Linked DNA regions of Mus musculus: region 2 is linked to region 1. Evidence: chromatin contacts called from ENCODE Hi-C or POLR2A ChIA-PET data. All regions are on one chromosome and are shown on one strand. Each heading gives the region's core, a stretch centred on a gene start or an enhancer-like site at or near the end of the contact. The rest is flanking DNA. Distances are from core to core; before and after follow the strand shown. Region 1 holds the start of Pax2 (paired box 2). Region 2 has its middle 31 kb from the start of Slf2.

The links. A loop is a pair of places that touch in the nucleus more often than their neighbours do. ChIA-PET counts read pairs that join two places held with the same protein, here RNA polymerase II (POLR2A).
Region 2: a loop to region 1 is called in a map of mouse trophoblast stem cell, with 2.6 times the contacts of the local background. The contact joins the enhancer-like site here to the promoter of Pax2 in region 1. A Hi-C loop is called at or near these places in 14 of 37 maps with a recorded cell type or tissue (ES-E14, Patski, adrenal gland and 5 more). POLR2A ChIA-PET finds 5 or more read pairs at or near these places in 2 of 5 experiments (Patski and embryonic stem cell).

Annotation. Positions count from the first base shown.
Region 1 is chr19:44,753,925-44,760,976 of GRCm38, forward strand. It overlaps Pax2 (paired box 2), which reads left to right and starts at 2,982. Exons shown (of 10, transcript NM_001368747.1): 1 at 2,982-3,512; 2 at 6,951-7,052. The coding sequence starts at 3,470. RefSeq lists promoters at 1-3,444, 1-3,444, 2,170-3,444 and enhancers at 1-307, 1-8.
Region 2 is chr19:44,896,390-44,903,441 of GRCm38, forward strand. No RefSeq gene overlaps it. Among named protein-coding and RNA genes, the nearest start is that of Slf2, 31 kb to the right of the region's middle. Within about 2 kb of position 4,107, at least 1 of the 3 ENCODE cell types and tissues checked has a DNase peak (open chromatin) inside an H3K27ac peak, as active enhancers do; it is heart, where a contact is called at or near this core.

The sequences.
Region 1 (7,052 bases), core at 1,732-4,231:
TAGGGCCCATAGAAGAAGAAAAAGAACAGGAAAGGGGGAGTCAGAAGGAGAGGCCATCGAGAAGGGACATCTGCAAATCAGCCCTTCCTTCTAAAGTCCAAAGAGAGGGCTGTGCAGAGGCTAACGGGCTTCCAAAGCAGCAGGGTAGATCGCCTTTTGATTATCTAGACCCAGAAACCAGCTGGAAAACTAACAGGGAAACTGGAGGTGTGTGTGTGTGTGTGTGTGTGTGTGTGTGTGTGTGTGTGTGTGTGTGTATGTGTGTGTGTGTGCGCGCGCGCGTCCCAGGAGTCCTGGGAAGGCATGCCTGAGTTTTCTGGAGCTACATAGAAATTAGACTATCACTAGCCCTCATTCCTAAGAGGATGTATGTGGCAGATACTTGCGTAAGTGCAACTTCAAAAGTGTTTTACGAATTGAATTGTTAGTTCTCTTTACAAAATGTAAAGTTCGACCCCACTCCCATTCTTATGGGGAAATATCCATTGTCTATGTTCACATTTCATAGGACGTGAAACATGAAACTATATTTCAGTTCTAGAGGACTCTGGATCTCTGTTGGAGTGAGGAACTCCGCTGATTTTTGTTTCCTCAACAGACATACCAAGACTTAACTTAAGCACACCCAACAAGAGTTCCTTTATGAACTCTTCTGAATGCTCCCCACCTCAAATTCTGGACTGATTGCTTCTTCAAAGGAAGATAAGGCTACTGCGGTTACTACCACCTTAGAGCTTCTGGCTCCCCAGTATGGGAGCTGACCCTTTTAGGCTGAAATAACTCTGTTTCCACACACACACACACACACACACACACACACACACACACACACACACACACACACACACACTTCTTTTCTGTTCCCTATGAGAAGTTAGTGCGTGTTGCTGAGGTTGTGAGGTTGTGAGATTTGGCCAAAGCAAACCCGGGAGCGCCATCTACAGGCCTTGAGAGGAAGGCATTGGTTTTCCTGGCAGGACCCCTGAACCTCCTACTCTTCCTGCCCACGGGAACCTAGTCCTCAGACCAAAGGAAGTGGGGGACAGGGTGGTGGTGGGCAGATGGAAAGGTGGTTTATTTTTATTTTTATTTTTTAGTTTCTTACTTTCCAGCAGTTACTCTGCAATTGGATTAATCTAGCCGGAAATTTCCAGGAGACCGGGCAAAGGCCCAGATCCCAACCGACCCAGCTCCCCTTGGAATGGAAAGCTCAGAATCCGGTGTAGCTGAGCCTGGCCTGAAACTCACCCAGAATGTGGGCGGTTCTAAATGCCCGGTAGGAGTCAGTCTGAGACGGGCTGAGAGTCTAGTGGGTGCTTCCCCCAACCCCATCTACTGCCGAGGCTTTTTGGCTATAGGGACAGGGGCACTGTCTACACTCATTGCCCTTCCTCTGGGCTTCAGGAGCTGCAGACAACACCAAGGAGTCTTGGGTCCGCCGGGCAAGAAAGCTGTGTTTCTCAGCTTGAGCTTCCTGGAGCCGCCCTTTTTCAGACCCAGGGAAGCCTGGGAGGAGGGAGCGAAAAAGGGGGGGGGGGTGAGTTAAAACATCAGCTGAAGTGCCAAGATGATTTATGAGACTAGGGAAAATATTTCATAAAGATCTCCTGGATATTCTGTACTTAACCAGTTAGGAGACAAAGGGCTTCTCTCGCTTAGTGCGTGCGAGAAGACCCCAGCGAACAAGGGAGCGAGTGCGGGCCAGGCTGCAGAGACTGGGCCAGCGGCTCTGGTAGGAGCCGGGCCAGGCCGGCGTGCTGCGCCAGCTGCGCTCGCTCGGGATCTGCAGAGCTGGCGGCGGGCGGCGCTCAGTCGCGTTCATAGCCTCCTCTTCTCCCCAGCCGGGGAAAGAGAACGCCTTGGTCCCGCCTTGGGCTTCTGCATCCTCTGTCACTGCCGCGGACAAGCCGCTGCGCACCGTCTCCCGGCACAGTCCCTTCCCTAGCTACCCGAGGGTCCAGGTGCCAAGTTCCCTGGCTCTCCTACCATCCGTTGGGTCCCACCAAGGCAGGTGGGTTCTAGCCAGAGGCCTCTAGCTTGATTCCAAACCAGGCGTCTGGACTGCCCAGACTCCGGGGAGGGGGTGCGCGCCACCGCGTGTGGGACGGGAGGGGACAAACTGCTGGGCACTTTGCCCCGGAATGAGAATCATGCGTGCGTGGATGGGAAGGTACCACAGGAGGAAAAGGCGAAAGGGAAGGACCAGAGGGAAAGGGAGAGAGGAAGGAAGACACAGGGAGAAACGGAAAGGAACTCAGCGCAAGGGTAGCCGAGTTAGGACAGGGGCTGCGGACTCGCGGGCGTCTGGGATTTGCGGGCATTGGCCGGTGGATGGCAGGGCTGGGCGAGTTAGGACTGAGAGCCTGGCTTCGGAGTGCCGCGCGCTCGGAGGCCCTCTGTGGTTGCCTGAATATTCATTAGGCTGGCCGCTCTTTATCCTTATCTAACGTTTATCTTCTCGGCGAGTTTCGTTTCTCAGTGTAGTTTTAATCCGGGGCTCCCATTCCTCCTCCCCCTGGCCCGCTCCTCACCCTCCCTCTTCCTTCACCCGCTGCTCCCTCCCGTTTCCCCCCCCTCCCGGGCCCTCCCCTCGCCAGCACCGGAGTGACAGGCGCGGGGCCCTCCTTGCCGAAGCTCGGGGCTCCGGCGCTGGCGAATCACAGAGTGGTGGAATCTATTGCCTTTGTCTGACAAGTCATCCATCTCCCGGCGCGGGGAGGAGGAGGGGGTCTGGAGGGGGCTTTGCAGCTTTTAGAGAGACACACACCGGGAGCCCAGGCTCCAGTCTCCGGCCGAGTCTTCTTGCAGCCGCAACCCACCTGGGGCCAGCCCAGCGCTGCGGGCGCCGCTCGGCTCCTAGGCTGCCTCCCTCCCTCCTGGCCCTTCGGTCGCCGCGGCGTGCGCCTGCCTTTTCCGGGGGCGGGGGCCGGCTCGCACGCTCCCCTCCCGCGGGCGCCCGCTTGGACATCCCGGGGATTGCTACTTCTCTGCCAACTTCGCCAACTCGCCGGCACTTGGAGCGGCCCGGCTCCCCTCCTGGCGCCCTCGGGCCGCCCCCGCCCTGAGCTCTCTTGGTTCAGAGCCTCTCGGACAACCGGGTTCCAGGGGAGCTGAGTGAGCCGTCTTCCCTACCCGGCCTCAGCTCTGGCCGCAGCTGGCGCGCGAGCCATGCGCCCCAAGTGCCCCTTGGTCCAGCCAGTCGCCCCGGGGCTGCGTTGCTGACTGCCCAGCCGCGTGCCCCAACGGTGGCAAGTTGCAGCCTCTGCGGTCGCAAACCCCAGCGGGCCCGGAGGAGTCCCGGCGTGGAGCGCGGCGCGGCGTCCCCCGCCCTCGCTTGCCCCCCAGCAGTCGGGCGCCCGCTCACTCTCCCTCCCCCACCGTCCCTTCCTTTTCTCCTCAAGTCCTGAAGTTGAGTTTGAGAGGCGACACGGCGGCGGCGGCCGCGTTGCTCCCGCTCCTCTGCCTCCCGATGGATATGCACTGCAAAGCAGACCCCTTCTCCGCGATGCACCGTGAGTACCGGCGCCCGGCTCCTGTCTCGGTTCCAACCCCATGTAGCCCCAGCGCGGTCCGGCCCCCTGCGCTCAGGTCTCACCCTAGAGGCCACACTGGCCTTTCCCTGCTCCCTCCTTTCGTCCTTTCTCTTACCTAGTGTTTCTCACGCCTTCAGCCACCGTTCTGCTTTTTGCCACGCCATACTCACGGTTCTGCCTGCCTTTCTACCTTCACTAGTGTCTCACCTCCCTCGGCTCCTTCCACCTGCTCCTCCTTACCTCTCGGGATCCATAACCCTGGGCCCAGGTTCCAGCCACCCACCCCCTAGTCAGTCTTTGCCCTGGACTAAAGGACTAATTGGCAGTAGTTTTCAGGCTGTTCTCTCTCTCTCTCTCTCTCTCTCTCTCTCTCTCTCTCTCTCTCTCTCTCTCTCTCTCTCTCTCCTCCCTCATCTTTACCTTCCTCAAACTTAGAGTTGTGGGTAATCGTGAGGAGGCTCCTAGTTTGGGCAGCCTTGGTGTCAGGACAATTATGCCTAAGATCCTGGGGGTGTGACCCCCTTCTGAGCCTAAGCTCTCGGCGCCTCTTGTTCCCTTCGGCTTAGTTAAGGCTTCCTGGGGGGCTGCTTTGCTACGTCCCACCCTTTCTCCCACCCTCACCTCTTCCCCCCCCCCTTCCCTTCCCTTTTAGCTAGGAACAGGAGAGTGGCCGGTCACTTTTTTTTTTTTTTTTAACTTTGCCTAGGGAAGTGATCATTCTAAAAAAAAAACAATGAAGGATTTTGAGAAGAAATCAAAGTCAGGGAGAGAGGTAGAGCCATCCAGGCCAGCACCTGGATGCTGTACACTCGAGAGACTTCCTTGCCTGTCTCCACTCACTGTTGAGGACCATTCAGCCAGCGCCCTGGCCAGGGGGTCAGCAAGAATGGATATAATCAGAGGGAAAGAACAAAAGAAAGACAAATGCCAAGGCTGAGGAGAAAGGAAGGAGAAATCAAACCAAGAGGGGGGAAAATCAAGGAAAGAAAATTAAAAGGATGTTGGGGAAGAGAAATAAGAAAATAGGAATAGAGGAAATATCATAATGATATTTGAATGCATCTAATTCATAACGGCTCTTTAGCTCCGAAAACTATTTGTCAGGTATCTCCCCTTGCTTAAAAAGATAAATAATATTCTAAGTAGAAAAGCCCTCCCCATCTATAGATTAATAATTAAGGATAATTTGTAACTTTCCACAAGGTAACTTTTAGACCTAGCCTGATTTGTGCTTTAAAACGCGATCCAAGAGGGAGCCGTGTTTTGTTTGTTTCCTAAGCACATATTGAGCTTCACGGGACTATAAAAAAAAAAAAACACCTGCAATAAAATATAGTTCCCTAAATAATTTCTAGGTAAAGGAAACCCAAACGCGAGACTTCGGGTCGCTGCGAATCTCTCAGCCGGCCGGGAAGCCTTGCTCTTTTTCGGAGGGAATGAAGCAGGTTCATCCAGGCGGCCGGTCTCTGCCTCAGCCCTGCTGCCTCTGCAGCACTCGGGGGTTTTTGAGGATTGCTTCCTGGACCCATCAATCGGGGCCAGTGACGGGGAACCTCTTCGAAACCCAAAGGGGAGAAAAGCGAGCAGAAGGTGGTCGAAGGAAGGGAGAGAGGCTCTGCACGGGCCGGCGAGACGAGCAGCTACAGCCCGGGTTTGCGCCAGCGGCAGTTGCGCATTCTAGGCCCGGTTCCGCACAGATCCTCCGCAGCCCATCCGCCCTGAACTCCAGCGGTGCCCGGTTGCAATCCCCACCCCATAGATTAGGGCAGAGGGGCCGGGCCCGGAGCCCGGTGAGGCTGAATTATTCATCTTTAATCTGCCCGCAGCTGCCGCCTTTTCATACCGGTAACGCGAGTTCTCCCGGGGCCTAAATTATTGATGGTCCGGGTTTGTAGGGAGCAGAGGGGTGGGGGAGTGGGACCAAAGATGGGGAGACCATAGGGATGGGGGTTGTAAGATAAGAGGTTCTGGCCTCCCGGAACCACTGGATTAGAGGCCTCTGTCCAGGGGTTTCTTCTCCCAAGCTTGTTTTTTATCTCCCTATAAAAAGATGGGAGAGATTTAAAGAGGGCACGAGATGCGCCCGCTTTCTTCGAAACTCGCTGGAGGCCACGGAGCAGTGGCTGCAGGTTGTAGACCTTGTCTGGCCTGACTCTGCCGCTAGAAGCCTCTGCGGCTGGGTTGCTGAGTAATTGCGGCTGCAGGTTAATCGCTCTAGGTGCAGGATTTCTGGGCTGCTTTAGGCCGTAGAAAATGGGGCACCCGGCAGCGGCCTTGAGCCTGACACCCGGGGGCCTTCTTGGCTTCCAGGTTGGGAGCCCTCGCCCAGTTGGACGGGAAACCAGGAGCTCTGCTCTGGCCGCCAGAGCATCCGCCCTTACTGTTGGGTTTGGTAGGCAGCTGCCGAGGTCTGAGAAAGGTCAGAGGGTCCCGAACTGGCTTAGACTGGCAATGCGGAGTCCCGGAGTCCTAAGTCCGCAGGTGCGGTCCCTACCAAGCCACCTTCAGGGGAGACTGTGGGGGGAGAGGCTAGCCTTGTGCAGCATGGAAGGCAAGCGAACCCCAGCAGCCGGCGTTTTTCAGCGGCTGCCGGGAAGAGCGAGAATCTTCGCCGCCTCGCGGTCTCTGAGCGCAGCCGATCCCGAACCACCACCTCTTCTGCCGCTCCTTATCCACCAGGATTTCTTTCCACCATAGACATTAGAGGTGCAGAGGGAAAATATTGTACAAAACACCTGAAGAGCAAAAACATAAAGGGAAGAAAGAACTCCTGATAAAGACAAAATGAAAAACAGGGAAAGAGGAAACAGTATGATTACAATTAGAAGTAGGTACAAGGGGAGAAGGAAGAGTTAGGCAGCGAAGGTGAACGGGATGTGTTTGGCTTTAGTCTCCCTCTATGCTGAAGACTCTGCTGAGCTGAGTCAAGAAGACCCCGACCCTCCAAATCCATCTGGCTCCCAGCCCTTGTGAAACTCAAGCCGCGCCAAACCTGCGGCGCAGGCGGGTTTCTAGTCCGCAGCAGTGCTGTCCCCGTCCGGTCCTTCTTTTCCCCACATCTCTACTGTCATCCCCCGTTAACATTATTTCCCCTTTGTCGTTTATTCCTCTCCATTTTTCAGCTCTGCTCTCCCTCTCCTGGCTTCTCTACGCTTCCCTCACTTTCTCCTTTGCGGCACACTGGTGTGAGAGGCGGGTTCTTCGCTAGCTCAGCTTGTGCGAGCTTACAGCTAGCCGGGGTTCTAAGATAGATAATCCTCTATCCGGACCGCCCACCAAGCCACCTTTCTCCCCCAGTCCTGGGATATGCCCCTTAGTTTTGCCTGCTCCTTTCGCACGTGGCGGGCCTCGGACCCTGACTAATGGCCGGTCCCTGCTGTGTGTGGGGTGTTGTGTTTTTTTCTTGTCTCTCCCCAGCAGGGCACGGGGGTGTGAACCAGCTCGGGGGGGTGTTTGTGAACGGCCGGCCCCTACCCGACGTGGTGAGGCAGCGCATCGTGGAGCTGGCCCACCAGGGTG
Region 2 (7,052 bases), core at 2,857-5,356, 140 kb after region 1:
AAGGGCTCAGTAACAGCTTTCGGGGGCCATCTTTTCGATTTCTTGTTCAGTTTGTTTATTGCAATTGTTCCTGTCTCATAAGCTTATTGCAAAACCAATAAAAATGATCTATTCCGAGAGGGGAACTGCTCTTTTGACTAGTAAGCTGCCACTTAGTAGTAGACCCCAGCCTTCCCCCTTCCCAATGGCTGCAGCTCTAGCCTGGTTGACCAGCTGTCTCCTGCCGCGGGGTCAGCAGAGGGTGCCAGATTCCTCCTCACCAGAAACTGTGTCCACCTGCCATGAAGCCACCCTAGGCTAGCCTCCGGCCTCCAACCTGGCCCCATCACACCAAGGACTGTGTACCCCAGCCCTCCAGCTCAGCTCAGTTAAAAGGGGATGGGAGGCCAGAACAGGATCCAAGGACAGTCACGGGAGCTTAGAATTTCACGTGGAATTTTGCTGTTTCCACACTGTGCCTCGGTGAACCTGAAGCATGCGTATCCTTGAAAACTAGTGGGATTAGCAGGAAGGCCTGCAGACGTTCCCTAAGGTCAGAAGCCCCAGCTTTGACCTTGACAGAACCAAAGTCATCCAAGTCGAAATTAAGATAACAGAGATAGAAACCCTCAGCTGAGCCAAGCCGTAGTGAAGCACGCCTTTAATCCCAGTTCTCAGGAGGCAGAGGCAGAGGCATCCTGGTCTACAGAGCAAGTTCAGGATACCCAGAGCTACACAGAGAAACACAAACCCTGTCTCAAAAAGAGAAAGCGAGAGAGCGAGAGAGAAGAGAAGAGAAGAGAAGAGAAGAGAAGAGAAGAGAAGAGAAGAGAAGAGAAGAGAAGAGGACCTCTGTCCTAAGGCAATTGGTTTTCCCCATACTCCAGTTTCAGAAATGATATCTGTTGCACTTGGTGACTATAATAGTCTGACACATCCTGGCTTTCCCTGTATTGCTGATGTTACGGTGCGGGGAGTGGGGCAGGATAGAGGAGGCTCAGGGAAAACCTAAAAGATCTGCACAGCCTCACACAGAACTCCACAATGTCAGGTGGGAGACTTGTAAGGTCTTTGTCCCCCATTCTTTTCTGCCTCAAATACAGAACCAAGGTCAGACCTGAAGTGACTTGGCCAAGGTCCCATAGTCAGTGGCAGAGCTAGAAGGGGGACCCAAGGTAACCAGCCTTTGACTCCTGGTTCTTTACAAAACTCTGCTATCTTCTACATCCCGCTTATGTCAAAGAGTATGGTGTCCTTCGCCAAGTCGCTGCAGCCACCACAGCCCCCAGGCTGACCTTCCCTCCCACCAAGGAGGACAAGCTTGTTCTCTCTAGAGCAAGATTGGTCTCTTTCCCCAAGGCCAATGCACTGGCGCTCCCCCAGGGCCTGGAAGAGGGAATACACGTTGGGAGAAGCATTTGAACTTTCTCTTCTACTCCAGGGAGATAGCAGAGGCTGACCATTCTTTATCTATTTGGAGGACAAGGAGTGAAGGGGAGGCAGAGCATCTCAAGGACTTGCTGTATCTTCAGAGAGTCCCAGTAATGTTGTCCCTTGATCGCTGTGAATGTGTTTATACCAAAAACACTTCAAATAACCTTTACTCTGTGTCAGTATTCTTCTAAGCATATTACGGATTCATTTGCTAATTATATTTTATGTAAATGTAAGCTGGGCATGGTGGCACATGTCTGTAATACTATCATATAGGAGGCAGAGGCAGGAGTGTCAGGAGTTCAAGGTATGCCTTAAACTACCTAGGAAGTCCCAGGCCAACCCTGGCCCCATGGCAGAAATAACTAGTATGTGTGCATCAAACCATTCTGTCCCCTGGAACTCAGTGTGTGTGGGCCTGTGAAGGGGGCTGGGGACAGAGGACAATGACAGGCCTCCTATTCTATCACTCTCTAACTTACTCCCTGAGACAGGATCTCTCTCTCTCACTGAGACTAACTGCTGGGCTGGGGGCCAGAAAGCCCCAGTGAGGGCCTGGAGAGCTACCTCAGGAGAGGAGAGTGCTTTCTACTTTTGCAGGGTTCAATTTGCAGCACCCACAAATGTAGTTCAATTTCAGGGGCTCTGATGCCTCTGGGTTGGATGTCTTCACCTGCTTCAGAGTCTTCAGCTGCTCTCCGCAGGCAGGAACATGGTGCATGGTCATCCTCGCAGGCAATCGCTCACACAAGCACACCTCCGCAATCTTCCTGTTTCTTCCCCATACACATACCTGGGGTGCTGGGGTTGCATCGGTGCTATGGGTGGCTTTTTTCCTGTGGGTTCTGCATATTTGAAACCATCAGTCTCCCCAACCCAATCTGGCCCCCTCTTTTAACCTTAGATTCTCTTTGCCTCTTGTTCTTGTGCCTGGAATACATTTGCATCTCTTCCGTGGGTGTTTATTGTCAGTTTGCTTCCTAGACTAAAATATTGACCCTGCAGAGATGGGGTGAGGGAAATTCCCTCTGCCTCCACGTTAGCCTGATGGATAAGAGCCAGAGGGTTTGGCTTTCAGTTCCTGCTCAACCAGATCCTAGCTGTGAGGCCTGGGGCAAGCTGTTTACACTCTGACTCAGTGGGACTAATAACAGTATCTACTTCAGAAGAGTACGAGGCTTTAGTAACTTAATCAAATGATATAGAATTACTTTATAAATTAATATTTAATCTCAATCCTCCTGTCTCAGCCTCCCTACTGATCAGATTTCACAAGAGTGCTCCCCCTCCCCCATGCCTTTGTGAAATTTTTAGACCTCACATGAAAGAATGGGGGGGAGGGGGCTTGAGGCTCCTGGCTGATGACAGCATGAGCTATCCAAGAGGGGGGGTGGGCGCTGAAAGCTGTTGCTCTAACAGGCAAGTAAGAATGTCTCAGGTAATAGCCCTCTCAAGAATGTGTGACATCCTGGGGCTGGAGTGTGAACCTCGACCTCTCTTAGGGCCAGATAAGGCAGATAACTTGTGTTCTGTGGATTTCCTCTCTCGATGCAAAGTGCCCCAGAGAAAGACTGAAGTTCAGAGTTCGTTTTCTGTCCTGCTAAGCCTCCAAAGGCCTGGTGGGAAAATATCTACATAGCAGGCTTTGGAAAGGCACATTCCCACGGCCTGGGAATCTTCTCTTTACAGCCAGTACAAGGACTGGGGGCTTCCTGTGATAGGGAGGAAGATTCTAAACATTCCAAAGAGATATGATGTCCTTTGAGTCAGCACAACTCTTGTTTACCACAATCTGGGTCACCCCTGCCCTTGGCTTCTTTGAAGAGCATGTTTCTGCTTGAGATAGGCAGCCCGGACCACAGATAGCTCCCATACCATCCCTATTTAGAGGCTTTCTGCCGGGCTCTGGGAGCTAGGGGTGAGGGGTGTGGTGCCAAGAACCCACGGCCCCCTGGCTCCCTCCCACACAGCAGCCCGCACTGACATCTCTGAGGCCTTTGATTAAAGAGACAAGTGACTTTGCCCATTCTATTGATCAGAATAAATTACTAGGAACTAATTTATGGGCCTCCCCACGGCCGATGACATGGTGGATTGTGCGCTATTGGTCAGTAAATTGGATTGTCAGGCTAGATTATTGGTTCGTATACAGTTATCTCTCATAGCAATATCAGGCAGCTCAGGTAGAGGAGTGAAATCCTTTCTCTGCTGCCAGCCTGCCAGGATGTCAGGCAGGAGGCCTTCTCCTTGGCTGCTGGGGAAGGGCGGGGAGGGGAGAGGAGGAGAGGGGAGGAGAGTTGAGCGAGGCCTCTGTGCAGGATGCTTATTAATTAGTGCAGCATCACAGCATTAAAAGAACATTAGTGTGGAATCGTCTGCAGAGTGATGGGGAAATGACATTGTGGGCCTCCTCCTGATTCTCCAGCTATGGCTCTGTTGGGTAGAAGCAGGGAGGGGGTTGATGAGCAGACAGGGGGATGGGAAAGATAAAGGGTGAGGGGCAAAAAGGGCCACGGGGAGGGGAAGGGAGAGGAAAGGCCATATTTGCTGGGAGTTGCAAGCAGAGCGGATCTGCTAAGTGCCAGCGTCGCTGAGCCACGCTGGGGAAATGGAGCTGCCGTTCTGCTCAGTACATCACAGCCAACGATGAAAAGTTCTGGAGCTGGGATTTCTCAGGCAATTTGGCCAGTGATGCATGGGGCAGTAGATCCTCGCGCACTCTTCCGTGCTTCTGCCAAGCCAGCAATAACAAAAACTTATTTTTTGCCAGGGAAACGGATATGAGTCAGGCAGGCCCATCAGGAGTAAGGGGGGCTTTACCACGCCACTGCGATTTGTACCGCTCCACTGTTTCCCCGAGCTCTAAAGACCTGCCAGGAGGAGACAAAGGCGAGACAATTTCGAGTTCATAGTCCTGTGTCCTCGAAGCATAACAGCGTGCCATAGATGGGGACATTCTGGGCCTGTGGGTTGCAAAGTCAGCGGTCTTTCCTTCGAGCCCACTGAGGAGGGGGGAAGTGGGGTGAGGGGGGTGAGCTGGGGTGCAGCTACAGATTCCCGGAAAAGGTTCACCCCCAACTCCAACCTCCCAAAAGCATGGCAGAAGGAGCCCAGAGTGCAAGAAGGGACCGGAAGAGGATGACAAGCAGGAAGGAATTTGGAGTATCAATCTAGCCATGATTAATGAAAGCATTACTATTTCCAGTTAAGACCATCTGTGCCCTCTCATCATCACGGACTGCCAGGGTCTTTCCCACCCACCCAGACCCTGAGCTATCCAGTCCCTGAAGGGTGGGATTGGAAACCCCACTTAGCTCCCTCCCTCCCTCCCTCCCTCTCCTTCTCCCTCCCTTTCCCCCTCCCCTCCTCTCTTCATGAGCCCTGAGGAGGCCTGTACCTCCTCTGAGGCATGATCAGGAACACAAGCAACCTGTTCCCTGAGCTTCAGGCCCCAGGGCAAACAGTCCTGACTTTAGCTATCACTCATTGGACACTGCCAGTGACCCAGTAAGTAAACTCCCCGTGGGGCAGAGACCCAGGGTTCCCAGCTTGCTTGAGCTACCCCCCACACACACACCCGCCCCCCAAAAATGCCCGGAGGAGGTCTCATTAGTAGCTACAAAGACATCAATATATTTCCTCTTCTTGGTGCTGTTCAGCATGCTGATTTGAGAGAAGAGACTCACACCTTGAACTGAAAATATTCTACACATTCCAAAAGGTACAGGCTTCAAAGGTGAAAACCCCTGGCTAAGCCTCTGGGTGTCTTTTATGCCTACCCCCATCACTCTGCTCTCTGGAAGTTAAACTGTGGTGCCTGAAGAGATGGCACACTGGGTAACCGCTCCCGCTGCCAAGCCCGATGACCTGAGTTTGCTCCCCAGGACCCACACAGTAGAAGAGGTCCAACTCCCACAAGCTATTCTCTGACTTCTACACCTGCACTGTGTACCTCCTCAAGACACACAGAGAGAGAGAGAGATGTATATATGTGTGTGTGTGTGTGTGTGTGTGTGTGTGTGTGTGTGTGTGTGTACATGAGTGAGTGTACACACGTACACATTAAAAACTAAATAGATGTCATTTTTATTTAAATTAAATTGTGGCCCTTGGCTATTTCCATACGAGTTCCTACCCTAACTTAATTGTTCTCCCATTCTACTCTCTGGGGACAAACATGAAGCCAAAGAGGAGAGGCCCTCTATGTCAGAAGAAACAGGACTAGATCCAGCCTGGGACAGTGCCACATCCTCTCTTCTGGCTCTGCTAGGTCTCAGCTTTCATTACAGCAATCCTATGGAAATGAGTCTACCCAGACCCAGAGCACCCCGGCCTCCAAGATGGAAGACTTTGCAAAGCTTCGGGAAAGAAAAGTAGGCCCACTGGCCGCTCTATAAATTAGAGACTCATTAAGAAGAGGCAGGAAGGGCTTTGGAGGCCTGAGCCTTTCGATTTCTTGTTGGGATGGTTTATTGCTATTGTTTCTATTTCATACGTTTATTGCAAAACCAATAAAAATTATCTATTAAGAGCAGGAAACTCATCTTTTGACTTCTTGGTGGAGGTTTCTACAGAATAAACTTTAACTGGTCCAGCATAGCTGCGGGAGAGGAGCAAGCCCTATGGAGTCACGCCCTACTGGAGGCCAGCCAGGCACAGAGCAGGAGTGTCCAGACCAGGGTGAGGGAGGGGACAGACTGGGGAGGCCACACAGTCAGGACTCTTCTACAGAGTCCCTGTCAGCTGGCTGTGTATTTCCATCTGTTGCTTAGTGCCTGCAACCGTGCTGCTTCCCAGCTTCTACTCTGGAGAGACCTCACTTGGAAGGAGACAGCCAAACGCTTGATTTATGGAGCTATTCTTGAAATGAATGTTTATAGAGATGTTTCCAAACAGATGAATAAGATGTCCAAGATCCCAGGAGAAAGGTCTTGTCCAAGTGAAAGAGCAGAGAGCTAACATTTGTGGTATCCTGTTCTGCCATGCTAGGCTCTATGCTACCACCCTTTTTGTTTGGTTTAGTTTTGCACCCCTTTATTAAAATTTTTATTTATGATTGGTGTGGAGTGTGTGTTGGCATGCATATATGGAGGTCACAAGACAATTCTGAAGGGATGGTTCTCTTCTTCCACCTTTTTGTGGGTCCCAGGTATCAAACTTGGTTCTCTAGGCTTGTGAGTATCTTTGCCTGCTGGGTTATCTTGCTGGTCTCTGTACCCCACTTTTTAAGAAAAAAGTATATTTTCTTGGGCTAGGGATGTAGCTCAGTTGGTAGAGAGCTTACATAATATTCATATAGCCTGAGTTTGATCCCCAGGACTACATAAACCATATATGGTGGGGTGGCCTGAATCCTAGCACTTGGGATTCCCAGCACTTCCCAGCAGGAAGACCAGAAGTTCAAGGTCTTTCTTGGCTACGTAGGGAATTTGAGGACAGCCTTGGATATAGGAGACCTTGTCTCAAAATAGAAGTAAGACTTTTTTTTTTAAGTGTATATTCTCTCCATTTTATTAAAAGGGACACTGAAGATGGCAATGTAAGAGATATAACCAGGAACAGAAGACAACATAATTCCCAGCCTGGGAACACTGGTCCTAGAAGTAGTTGCCACCTCTCTGTTGAAGGAAGGATAGGAG